Regions from separate parts of the Homo sapiens genome. Here region 2 is linked to region 1. Evidence: chromatin loops called from intact Hi-C (ENCODE). Cell type or tissue: PC-3. All regions are shown on one strand. Each heading gives the region's core, and the rest is flanking DNA. Links, peaks and the distances in the headings are about the cores only. Region 1 overlaps THSD4 (thrombospondin type 1 domain containing 4). Region 2 overlaps THSD4 (thrombospondin type 1 domain containing 4).

Region 1 (5,383 bases), core at 94-5,093:
AGTGCAGTGTTGTGACCTTGGCTCACTGCAACCTCTGCCTCCCGGGTTTAAGTGATTCTCCCACTTCAGCCTCCTGAGTAGCTGGGATTATAGGTGTGTGCCACCATGTCTGGCCAATCTCTGCATTTTTAGTGGAGACGGTGTTTCGCCATGTTGACCAGGCTGGTCTCAAACTCCTGACCTCAAGCAATCCATCCGCTCTGGCCTCCCAAAGTGCTGAGATTACAGGAGTATGCCGCCACGCCCGGCTCCTAGCCCCACTATTCCTTTCTGTAGCTCAGGATGCAATATAGGCTTCAGTCATCTGACCCTTCTTTGAGTCTCATATTTTGTGGGGCTCCCGTGTGTACTTATATAATTAAATGTGGCTTTCCTCCTGTTAATCTGTCTTATGTCAATTTAATTCATAGCCCAGCCAAGGAACCTAGAAGGGTGAGGGGCAAGCCACATTTCCCTCCCCTACACTACCAAGTGAAATGGGGGCTTGTGAACAATTTGAGCTGAGTTATGAGCAAAGTTACACCTCCACAGACTCCAATTTGTCACTAATTTATACTTGTTACATAACCTTGGATGCTATAAGAATTATTATTTCCATTTTGCAGATGAGAAAACTGAAACCTGGAGAGCAGCAGCAACTTGTGAATGAGCACACAACTTGTAAGTGATAGAAGCTGGATGTGAGCTGAATCTTCTGAGCCCAAACCCAAAGTGTCTTCTGTTTCTTTCCTGTTCTACTCTCCCCCAACCCTCTCTGAGTGGGCATAGCTCTCAGGTGAAAATTAGAGCAAGAAAAAAAAAAATCTTCAATTGCCTGCATTATTCTCACCTGGGCCTACAATCACCAGGCACCCAGAGCATGAGTCTCCACTTTTTTCCAGGCCTAAGCTTCCTCCAGGCAGCTATGCCAGTCAAATGAGGCATATGGACACGCAGCCACCCAATTCACTAACTACAATGACTCAAGGCGCAGCGGGTTAGTGAAAGAAGCAACAGGTCTGCCATCCTTGAGTTTTCAAACACACACTGCTGGATTTATATATTTGTCCCACACAATCCCTCCTTCCCTTGTTCCTTCGTTTGCACATCACAACTCCTATGGCCATCCGTGTCCACCCTGGACAGCTGCCCTAGGCCAGAGTCCCAATCCACCTCTTTGCATTGTCATAGGACCTTAATATGGGAAGTAGTTTCTTTTCCTACTTTTAATCCTAAGTAGTTTTTTGTTCCTGTCTACAAATTCTATCATGAATTTGTGGTAAAAGCTACCCAAGGAACTAGGTGGATAACAATTGGTATTAAGATGACTGCTTTTCATTTTCTAGTAGTTGGGCCTGCATATTGGGTATAAATCAATTTTCTCCCAATTAAATCTACTTACTTCTCAAACGCTATTTTCACTTGAACTGTTAAATTTTACTTCTCATTTTGCTCCCAACACTTTACAACCCAGGCTAAAGTGACTATAAAATGTCTACACAGGATGGGGACAACCGATTATCATCATTGTCCTGTGTGACTTTCATGTCTTTAGATTACATGGTAATAAAAATAACAGCTGATTGTATTTTTAGTACTTACAGAGTAGCAGGCACTGTAAGTACTACACAGAATTATCTCCATCTTCACAATGACTCTGTGAAGTAGGTTTTATTATCACCTCCATATTTTCTGAGGCGCAGAGAGGTTAATTAACCTGCCCAAGACCACACAATAGTTAGTAGGTGATGGAACCCAGACAGCAACCCAAGTCTGACTCCAAAGCTCATGTTCTTCACCAGTGTCTGAAATGCCACATAGAAACAGTATCAATGTACCCCCAAATAATGTGTTCAGTGGAACAAGAGTTTTAAACCAGAAGTACTGAATAATAGTGTATGTGTTTATGTCGACAAGAGCAGTTTAAAAGCCCTAATTACTAACTCAAATCAACATATAAGCCTTTTCCATCTGAATATCAAAGTCCTGATGTGGCAACTGAGTGTCCTCTGTGATCACCATCTCAAGGAATGTGGCCAAGGAGAATAGGTTTCCCTTGACCCTCTGGGGCAGTGACCAGGTCGCCCGCTGGTCAGACAGGCACACTGGTAAGGCTGGCCAGTCCATTTTCTGGTTTGCCCACTTTGGCTGCTGTGAGGGAGAATGAACAGAAGGCAAGGGGGTTTGTATGTACTCATGAAATGTGTTTACAGCCAGTCCCCAGTTTTCACCACTTCTCCTTTGACCAATCTATTCACCCAGCCATGCCTGGGAGCCACCTATATTTAACTTTTCACCACCCTGACTGAAGAATTTGTCAGTTTCTACCAGGCAGTTAATATTATCAGTGACTGGTTTCCCAATCAATGCATGAGTGCCATCTAGAGTTAATGGAGGTAACTGCAGCCACAGTGGACAAATCATTCCTTCCTACATCTTCCTAAAAGTCCCTGCAGAGAAAGCAGGAAGGACTGCATTAAGATCATTACAGGACTCAGGGATGGATACCCCATTCTCCATGATGTGCTTGCTTCACGTTGCATGTCTGTATCAAAACATCTCATGTACCCCATAATATACCTACTATGTATCCACAAAAATCAATAATTTAAATTTAAATTTAAAAGAATCATTACATGACTCCATACTAGGCATTACTTACAGCAAACCACGCAAATACGGTTTCTGTTTCTGAAGACTTTGTTATGTAAGGCTGGAAAAAGAAGTTAATACATCTAATATCTATTACCTCAAGATCAAATTATGAAATGCCCCCAAATGTTAAGGGAGTTAGACTTGAGATAAGGACCGGTTGTTTCCTAAGCAGTCTCTGCCACCAAAATATTTGATTTTGCCTTGGGCAAATGACATTTCTCTGGGCGTCAGTCTTCTCAACATTGTCTTCTTAATATTCTCAATGAGGATGTGGACAATATGATACAAGTCATTCTTACAAGGCCCATTTCTAGTATATAATACAAGACTTCCACATAACAACTTTTAATGGCTGCTATTGTTTCAAGCAGGCAGACAGAACAAGAAATAGAGTAAATCTTCTTGTGACCCTAACAGAACCCTGACAATGTTTGTTTTGGCATTGTCCCGTAAAACCAGATCTGTGCCTGGCTCATGGGATATAACCAGAAGTCAAGTAAGCAGAGCTGCCGAGAAAGCTACTGTTTACCAGAGGAAAAGCCACAGATTCAATTGACAAGTAACCTGTACCTTTAGTCCTTCTTTTTGCCTGGAACATGGACTCAGGAGGTGGAAGAGCCAGGATGTGTTCATGAGAACATGCAGTGACATGCCAAGGAGAGCAGAACAAGACTCTAGAAGGCTCCCAAGCCTGTGATGAATTGTAAGTGCATGTTTATTAGCCCAGGACCTCTTCCTCTGGAGTTGTTCCATGAGAAAAACAGTATCTCTTTTGGTTAAACCACTCTAGGGTTTCTGTGGCAAGGAGAATGTCATCGCTAATTGACACAACTCAGGTTTTGTCTTTTATTTTTATATTCAACAAATATTAGCACATATGCCTGTAGCTATGTGCCAGTAACTATGACAGATACTAAAAGACAGTCCTACCTCGAGGCACTTGTGGTCTGGTAGGATAAATTCTATAGCTGTATTAACTTGTCAGAAGGCATCAAAAGGAAGAGAGGTGGTCAGAGAAGTCTCTCCGAGGGTGACTCATTAGCTGAGTATTCAACAATTAGCCTGGCAAAGAGGAGGAAAGGGCTGGGCGTGGTGGCTCATGCCTGTAATCCTTGCACTTTGGGAAGCCAAGGTGGGAAGCCAAGGTGGCGGATCACGAGGTCAAGAGATCAAGACAATCCTGTCCAACATGGTGAAACCCTGTCTCTACTAAAAATACAAAAATTAGCTGGGCGAGGTGGCACATGCCTGTAGTCCCAGCTACTAGGGAGGCTGAGGCAGGAGAATTCCTTGAACCCAAGAGGTGGAGATTGCAGTGAGCCGTGATCGCATCACTGCACTCCAGCCTGGCGACAGAGTGAGATTCTGTCTCCAAAAAAAAAAAAAAAAAAAACAAAAAAAATGGAGGGAAGAGGGCAACAGAGGACACTGTTGTTTGCAAACCCACTGGGCACTTCCCCCTTCCTCCATGCTAACAGTGCCTTCGTTTTCATTCCTGTGTCCTTGTCTCCCCCGGCCCACTCCCCTGACTTCTTTAAATCCCTGTGCCAGTGACAGGCTACAGATGAGCATGAGACTCAGTTTTCACTACTAAGACAAAAGACAAGTTTTTCTTTGAGGGCTTCTAGAAACATGTCCCTGACTCTTAAAGAGCATGCACAAGAAAGAATAGGCTCCTCCTCCTGCTGGACTTCATGTCTTCCCGAGATGCTCAGATCTGTGGCAGACATCCTGAAAACTGGAGGGAAGTGACCCTGAGGAGGCCACACAGAGTTTGGCAGAGAGAAAAAATGAAGAGAAACTTGTCCTTGATGACACTACCGAATTGCTGCCATTAATCAGCCCTAGAACCACCAGACACCCATCTTTATGTGCTTAAACTCTTAGTGTTTAAGCCTTTGCATTGGATTTTCTGTTACCTGCAGCCAAAAATATCCTGCTATGTAAGGCATTCTAGGCAGAAGCAGCAGAATATACTAAAGCACTGAGAAAAATGACAAAAGATGACTTGTTTGGAAAACTAGAGGTATTCAAGACCAACGTATAAGGTAAGATAGTAGTGTGATAAAACAACACTGTAGAACTAAACAGAGACCTAAAGACCGTGGAGGAATTACTGGAAGTTTTACAGGAGAGTGACACATTTTGATTCCTATTTTACAAGACGACACTGGCAATTCTGTATAAGAAAGGGCAATGCTAAATAAAGGAAGACCATTAAAGTGGTTGCTATACTTATCTACACAACTAATGATGAAGGTTTAAAGAAAGGAAGTGATGGCGGGAAGAAGAACAAAGAACAAAGTAGAGAGAACTACTAAGGAGGTAGTTTCCTTGGGACAGTTTCACTATGGGATAGAGTCAGGGGATGGAAAGCGGAATTGATATTGACATTTATATTTCTGGCCTGGGTGATTAGTTAGATGTTGTTCATGGAGATACAGAAGAAAGTATCCAAAGTTATTTTCTTTTGGGAGAGTTGAAGGAAATAAATTCAGTCTTAATTATCTCAAGGTTTGAAGTCCCTGTTAGACAATTAGGCAGAGCGATCTTGCAACTGCATTTTGCTAAATGGTGTAAAACATGGACTCATCTCCACAATTAAGCTCAGCAAAATTTGTCCCATGCTTAATGCTTTGATGTACAAAAAAAGCAAAGCACATCGTAAGGATTTCATATCCCGTCATGGATAACATTTGAATTCTACAACCTTGAAAAGAACTTTCTGAGCCATTAGCCATGAAGATAA
Region 2 (5,383 bases), core at 186-5,185, 63 kb before region 1:
GTATTAATTATGTCATGAAGAATTTTTAAAAGATCTTACGAATAAAACAAGTTTATTGTTTACTCAGCAACAAAAAACAAACTGATTCAATACCATGGATGGATCTCAGAAACATTATGTTGATCAAAAGAGGCCAAACACACAAGAATTGATTTGTAACATTCCATTTATATGCAGCTCTAGGAGAGGTGGGACTATGATGATAAAAATCCCATTTGGATACCAACAAGAGAATAACTTTAATACCTTCTCTACTGGCAGGCTCCACCAGTTGGATGATGATGCTTCTCTCTCCCACATCTGTCAAGCCCTCCTAATTACTTCTGCAGGTGGCCACGATGGAAGGGCCTCTTTCCATCACAGGTGCCATTATGAGCCTTATGCCCAGGACAGAAATGTGACCTCAGTGACTTCTGCCTTTCCTTTCTCCTGATACCTTACCTGCCTTCCTTCTGCTCCCCAGCTGCTGTGCCTCGTTCTTCCTCACCTTCCTTCTATGCTGAGAGAGTGTGATGTAGCCAGTGGGGCCCTAGCCCTGAGATCTGTTGGCCTGAGTTCAAGCACTGGCTCACCCATTTACTTAAGCAAGTAAGTCAATTTCCCTAAATAAAGCAAGTAAACAAGTAAGTCAATTTCCCTAAATGGAGGCAACTACTTTCTGACTTTCATCATCATAGTTCCACCTCTCCTAGAGCTGCATATAAATGGAATGTTACAGATCAATTCTTGTGTGTTTGGCTTCTTTTGATCAACATAATGTTTCTGAGACTCATCCATGGTGTTGAATCAATAGTTTGTTTTTTGTTGCTGAGTATATCTATTGCATGCAGAAGCCACAACTTATCTATTTACCTATTGATAGATGTTTGCGTTGTTTCCAGTTTTGAGCTACTACGAATAGAGCTGCTAATAATATTCATGTTCAAGTCCTCTGTGTCTGTATTTTGATTTCTCCTGAGTAAATACCCAGCAATTTCATTGCTGGGTCAGTTGTCCAAAGTGGTTGTACCATTTTACACGCCCATCAGCAATGTGTGAGTGTTTCAGTCTCTCATCCTCACCTTGGTATTGAGAATAAAGTAGCATTAGTGGTTCTGCAAGGAGGTTTTCGTTTGCATTTTCCTGATGATTTATGATGTTGACCACCTTCATGTAATTATTGGCCCTTCATATATCTTTTTTGCTAAATGTCAATTTAAGCCTTTTGCCCATTTTATTAAGTTGTTAGTCTTATTGAGTTCTTTCCATATTCTAAATACAAGTCCTTTGACATATAAAGTGGTTTTAAAGATACTTTCCTAACCTATCTGAAACAGGGTGAGGAGCCAATTAGACAATGCTGTAACAGTCTATGAAACTTAAGGACTGCTTTGCTTGATGGAAGTAACAATCCCGCTATGTACAAGGAACAGTAAAACTGAGGCTAAGGGCAATGCAAGGATGGCACATTTCCTAAGTACAGAGATGACAGGAAGCTCTCGGCTCACGCCATCTTGGAAAGCCTCTAGAAGTGGTGTGTGGATGTCTGGTCTCCCATGAGATTCCTCTGATTCTGCATCTTCTTCAACACTACTCATCAGCTGTGTCATGATTATCATTCCTGAGCCCTTGCTTAAATTTTGGATCAATTTCTTTGCTCTGATCTCTGTTGATTTCCTTATTCGTAAAACACTGGGTTTTGAGCTTCCTGCACCAAGATGTATGTTTTCATTTTCTAGAGTTAAAAGAACTCCTTCAAGTATTATTGCAGCTAAAAATCTGTGTCCTGACCAGGCAAAGAAGCAAGTCCCTGTAAAAAACAGAGCTACCACAAGCCCTACTCTCGTATGGATGTTTCACTCAACACTTACGCAGTTGCTCTGTCCTGCTGGGATACTGGATACTTTTTATTTCTTAAAAAAAAGAAAAAAAAGGAAAAGAATTCTAGTATTGTTTTTATAATACTGGTGGAAAAATAAACAATTGTTTAATGTTCTGAGCGGCGAGATTAAGCCCCCAGGGGAATAGGAGAGAAGATAAATCAATATTTACCAGTAGTCCTTATCCTATGTTAAATATTAGCTTAAACTTAAAAACCCGTGGTTTTTGTTGCTGCCTCGCCTTAAGCCCAGATTTCACTGGTCTTTTGCTCTTGTGGAGAAATAATCATTTCAGAAGCAGTGGGAAATATTTGAACCATGTCCATTATATATGTTTTACTGTCGTCTTTAATAGTTATTGTAAACGCAGGGGTCACAGGAAAACGCTGCCGGGCTGAAGTGGTTCAACCTTTGCAATGCAGCAATGCATAAATCTCAGTGGGAGTCAACCAGTACTCCTAATAAAGCTGTACAGTGAGCAAAATTAAGGGTAATTTGCTAGCATTTTTGAGAAAACCTGTGAGCTACACTGGAGGTTTCGTATTTCACAGATTTGCATTAACCCTCAAAACATTGGAAGTTGCTGCCCAGGCCTGTGCAGACATCATCGGAACCTCCACACCAAAGAAGAACACATTAGGCATAGAATTTGCCATGTGTTCAGCCTGGGCGGTTACCCCCTGATTTCTTAGCTGCTGGGATAACAACAAAACTCGGTCTCCAGAGAAGCCAGAGAAAGGTCTCTGTAGGGGATATGAAGCCAAAATAATAGGTCATTACATAACATTGCCTAGATGGCCCAAACAGCAGATTGTTCATTGCATATTAAAATATTCATGTATATCACCCTCCCTAGGGTTGCCAATAAAGATCCTTTATAAACACTAACTGAATAAAATTCCCGACACCGTCTCTGTGGGGGATGTGTATTAAATACCAAGCTTTTCTTATCGATGCTAAAGCTAAGCCCTGAGAGGTGAAATAACTTGCTTTAAATCGCAGTGCGCCAGGAGGAGCCCAGGTGCGCTGGCATCTGAACCTGCTTTGTAAAACCTCATTATAATTGTATAAAATATGACAAGAAATACAATCATGATACAAAGAATTTGGGAAGTTAAGTGATTACTTAATCAAAGTCACTTAAATGATTTGTGGTTGGAAGGATCAAAGAATTAATGTTACAAAATTAAGCAAAAGCCAAAACAAAAGCAGTGGGAGGGGGGAAATTTGGTTTTCCCACGTTTTAATTCTTTTGTGAAAATGAACTCAACAGATCCTTAAATATTTGTAGTGAAAGTAAATCTTTTTCCTTTTTCCTGGGAGGAAGGAAAAACAACAACAAAAATCTGTGGTGTTCAATTCAGAGTGAACACCTTGGCCTTTGAAAAGTCTCTGAATCCTCCCACCTTTATTCCCCACTTCAGCTGTAGCAGGGGAGAGAATCTATTATTCCTTCTTCAGGCCCCTAAACCAAATCTGAGAAAGAGAAGCTGGTGGAGACATCCCCAAACTCTGCCTCAGTCCAATACCAAATGTCTGTTAAAACGTCCCTCAAGACCAACTTGGTTACCAGTTCCACACACAGGCCACAAACAGTCCAACTCTCTTCCCCCTTCCTCTTTGTTCTCTCTGTTTCCCATTATTTGGTGCCCTTTCCATTTGATTGGCTCTGCTGAAGACAGAAGCCACATTTTCTTTATCTTGCTCTGTACTCAGACTTCTCCCCTTGACCCTTACAGCAAAACATCTCTTTATCACATCACCAAACATAAGCTCAGCCATCCTCTCATACAAAACATCACTCGACCACACCGCCAAACGTGAGGTCATCCATCCTCTCACACAAAACATCACTCGACCACACCGCCAAACGTGAGCTCACCCATCCTCTTATATAAGAGCCTAGCATATAGCAATACTGTCACATTCAAGCAAAAAGAATGATTCTACTTCTTTGATGGCAATCTGAGGTAAATAATGAGACTTTTAATTATCCTTCACAATGCCAAAGACTCTACCTGCTGTTGTTAAGCATGAGGTTTATCCCCAGACTACAGGTGAGTTAAGGTCTGTAGAGAGACCGTGGTCCGTAACAGAACATGAGGCTGGGCTACGAAGAAAACCTGGTTTGTCTTCAGGTCCATCTCATGCTTTGCCCTAATCCAGGCAGCAGCATTGCCACATCTCCCTGCTGTTTGCTCCCATGCTGTATTCAGGTCACTCTGTAGACGTCCTAACCAAGCAAGGACCTCCCTGATCACAGAATCTAGAAGAGCCCACTCACACCATCTTTCTCTCCAGCCTGTTTCTCCTATTCAACTTTTCTTCAGAGCAGCTATGGTCACTGATATTCTATGTCCGTGCATTTATTATCAATCTCCCCTCTGAAAGATAAGCTCCATGAGGGCAGGCACTTTTGCCTTGTTTGCAGCTGTAGCCTCAGTGCCTAGTATAGATTTGTCCTTTCAGTAGGCACTCAATAAATACAAAATAAGTGAAGGATGAACAAACAGCTGTCATTCACTGGGAAAACATTTACCGAGTACCAAGTCATAATAAAATCTACCAATTACTGAGTGTTTACCAGACACTAGACACTGTGCTGAGCGCTAGTGGCAAGCGCATTGGGTGTTCTATCAATGCAACAACTTTCTACCAATGGGCAAAGTTCTGTTTTTAATAAAATGTATCTTGCCCCAGTAGAGCAGCGACACACAGCTCTAGGGTTATTCATTACCTCCTCTTCGTTCCAGCATGAAAAGCTTCTAACTTCTGCCAATATGGATATTAGAATGATTCCTACTGTATTCATTTCATTTTTAAAAATATCGACAATAGTTATGCACTAGAGCCTGCTGGAGAAAAAAAATTCTTTTTAAAGCCAATGAAACACTACAACAACCAGATTTAAATGTTTTCATCATTCAATCTAAATAAACCAGTTGGGTAGCTTGGTAGAGAAATTCTCCAAATAGGTAACAGATGGCAAACTTTCCTGGGGAAAGTAGCTTCAGACTTAACACCTACCTAGGATCCACCACTTTTTAAAATGAAGAGTCCATTTGAGGTTCTTTATTAATTTCATATCAAATGGTTCCTACTGCCTGCAAGATACAGTATGGTGAAAGCAGCCAATAAAATATGTGGGATTTGGAGTCCAACAGACCCAGGTTTGATTTCTAGCTCTGCCACTAGCTGTGTAAAATTAAGTTAGATGCTTTGCTTCTTGAAGTCGAAATGCCCTTGCTGCTCATCTACCATTGTATAACTAACATGTAATCATTACTTGGCCTGGGGGTTGATTTTACTCCACTTACTTACAAGCTAATGAGTTAATCTATCATGGTTTCATGGATACTAGCAGAGAATCTTGGATAATGAGACAAAGGACTTTATTACTCATGGCACAGCAAGTAGCATGGATATCAGTGTTTGCAGTCGGTTCCCCTTGTCTCCAAGTCCACAGGGGCAATGCAGAGAGGTCCAGACATATTCCACATGCAGTGTGTTTGCAATGCAGTGGA

What was found. Hi-C counts contacts between places; a loop is a spot of excess contacts. Peaks named below come from ENCODE experiments on the same cell type or tissue, not always from the same donor. Only the 100,000 strongest peaks of a DNase experiment are listed, where the experiment ranks them.
Region 2: it touches region 1 in a loop (2.5-fold over the local background); 6 of 110 quality-filtered maps call a loop at or near these places.

Annotation. Positions count from the first base shown.
Region 1 is chr15:71,445,763-71,451,145 of GRCh38, reverse strand. All of the region lies in intron 7 of THSD4 (thrombospondin type 1 domain containing 4), which reads right to left. Among named protein-coding and RNA genes, the nearest start is that of THSD4-AS2, 240 kb to the left of the region's middle. In PC-3, for the core only: CTCF peaks have their summits at 2,152 and 2,363 (motif pointing left); DNase peaks (open chromatin) are centred at 2,345 and 3,625; H3K4me3 peaks cover 1,124 bases; H3K27ac peaks cover 3,492 bases.
Region 2 is chr15:71,509,265-71,514,647 of GRCh38, reverse strand. The region is part of intron 7 of THSD4 (thrombospondin type 1 domain containing 4); the gene reads right to left. The region is part of intron 2 of LOC107984716 (a long non-coding RNA gene); the gene reads left to right. Among named protein-coding and RNA genes, the nearest start is that of THSD4-AS2, 180 kb to the left of the region's middle. In PC-3, for the core only: no CTCF peak of the experiment used is centred there; no DNase peak of the experiment used is centred there.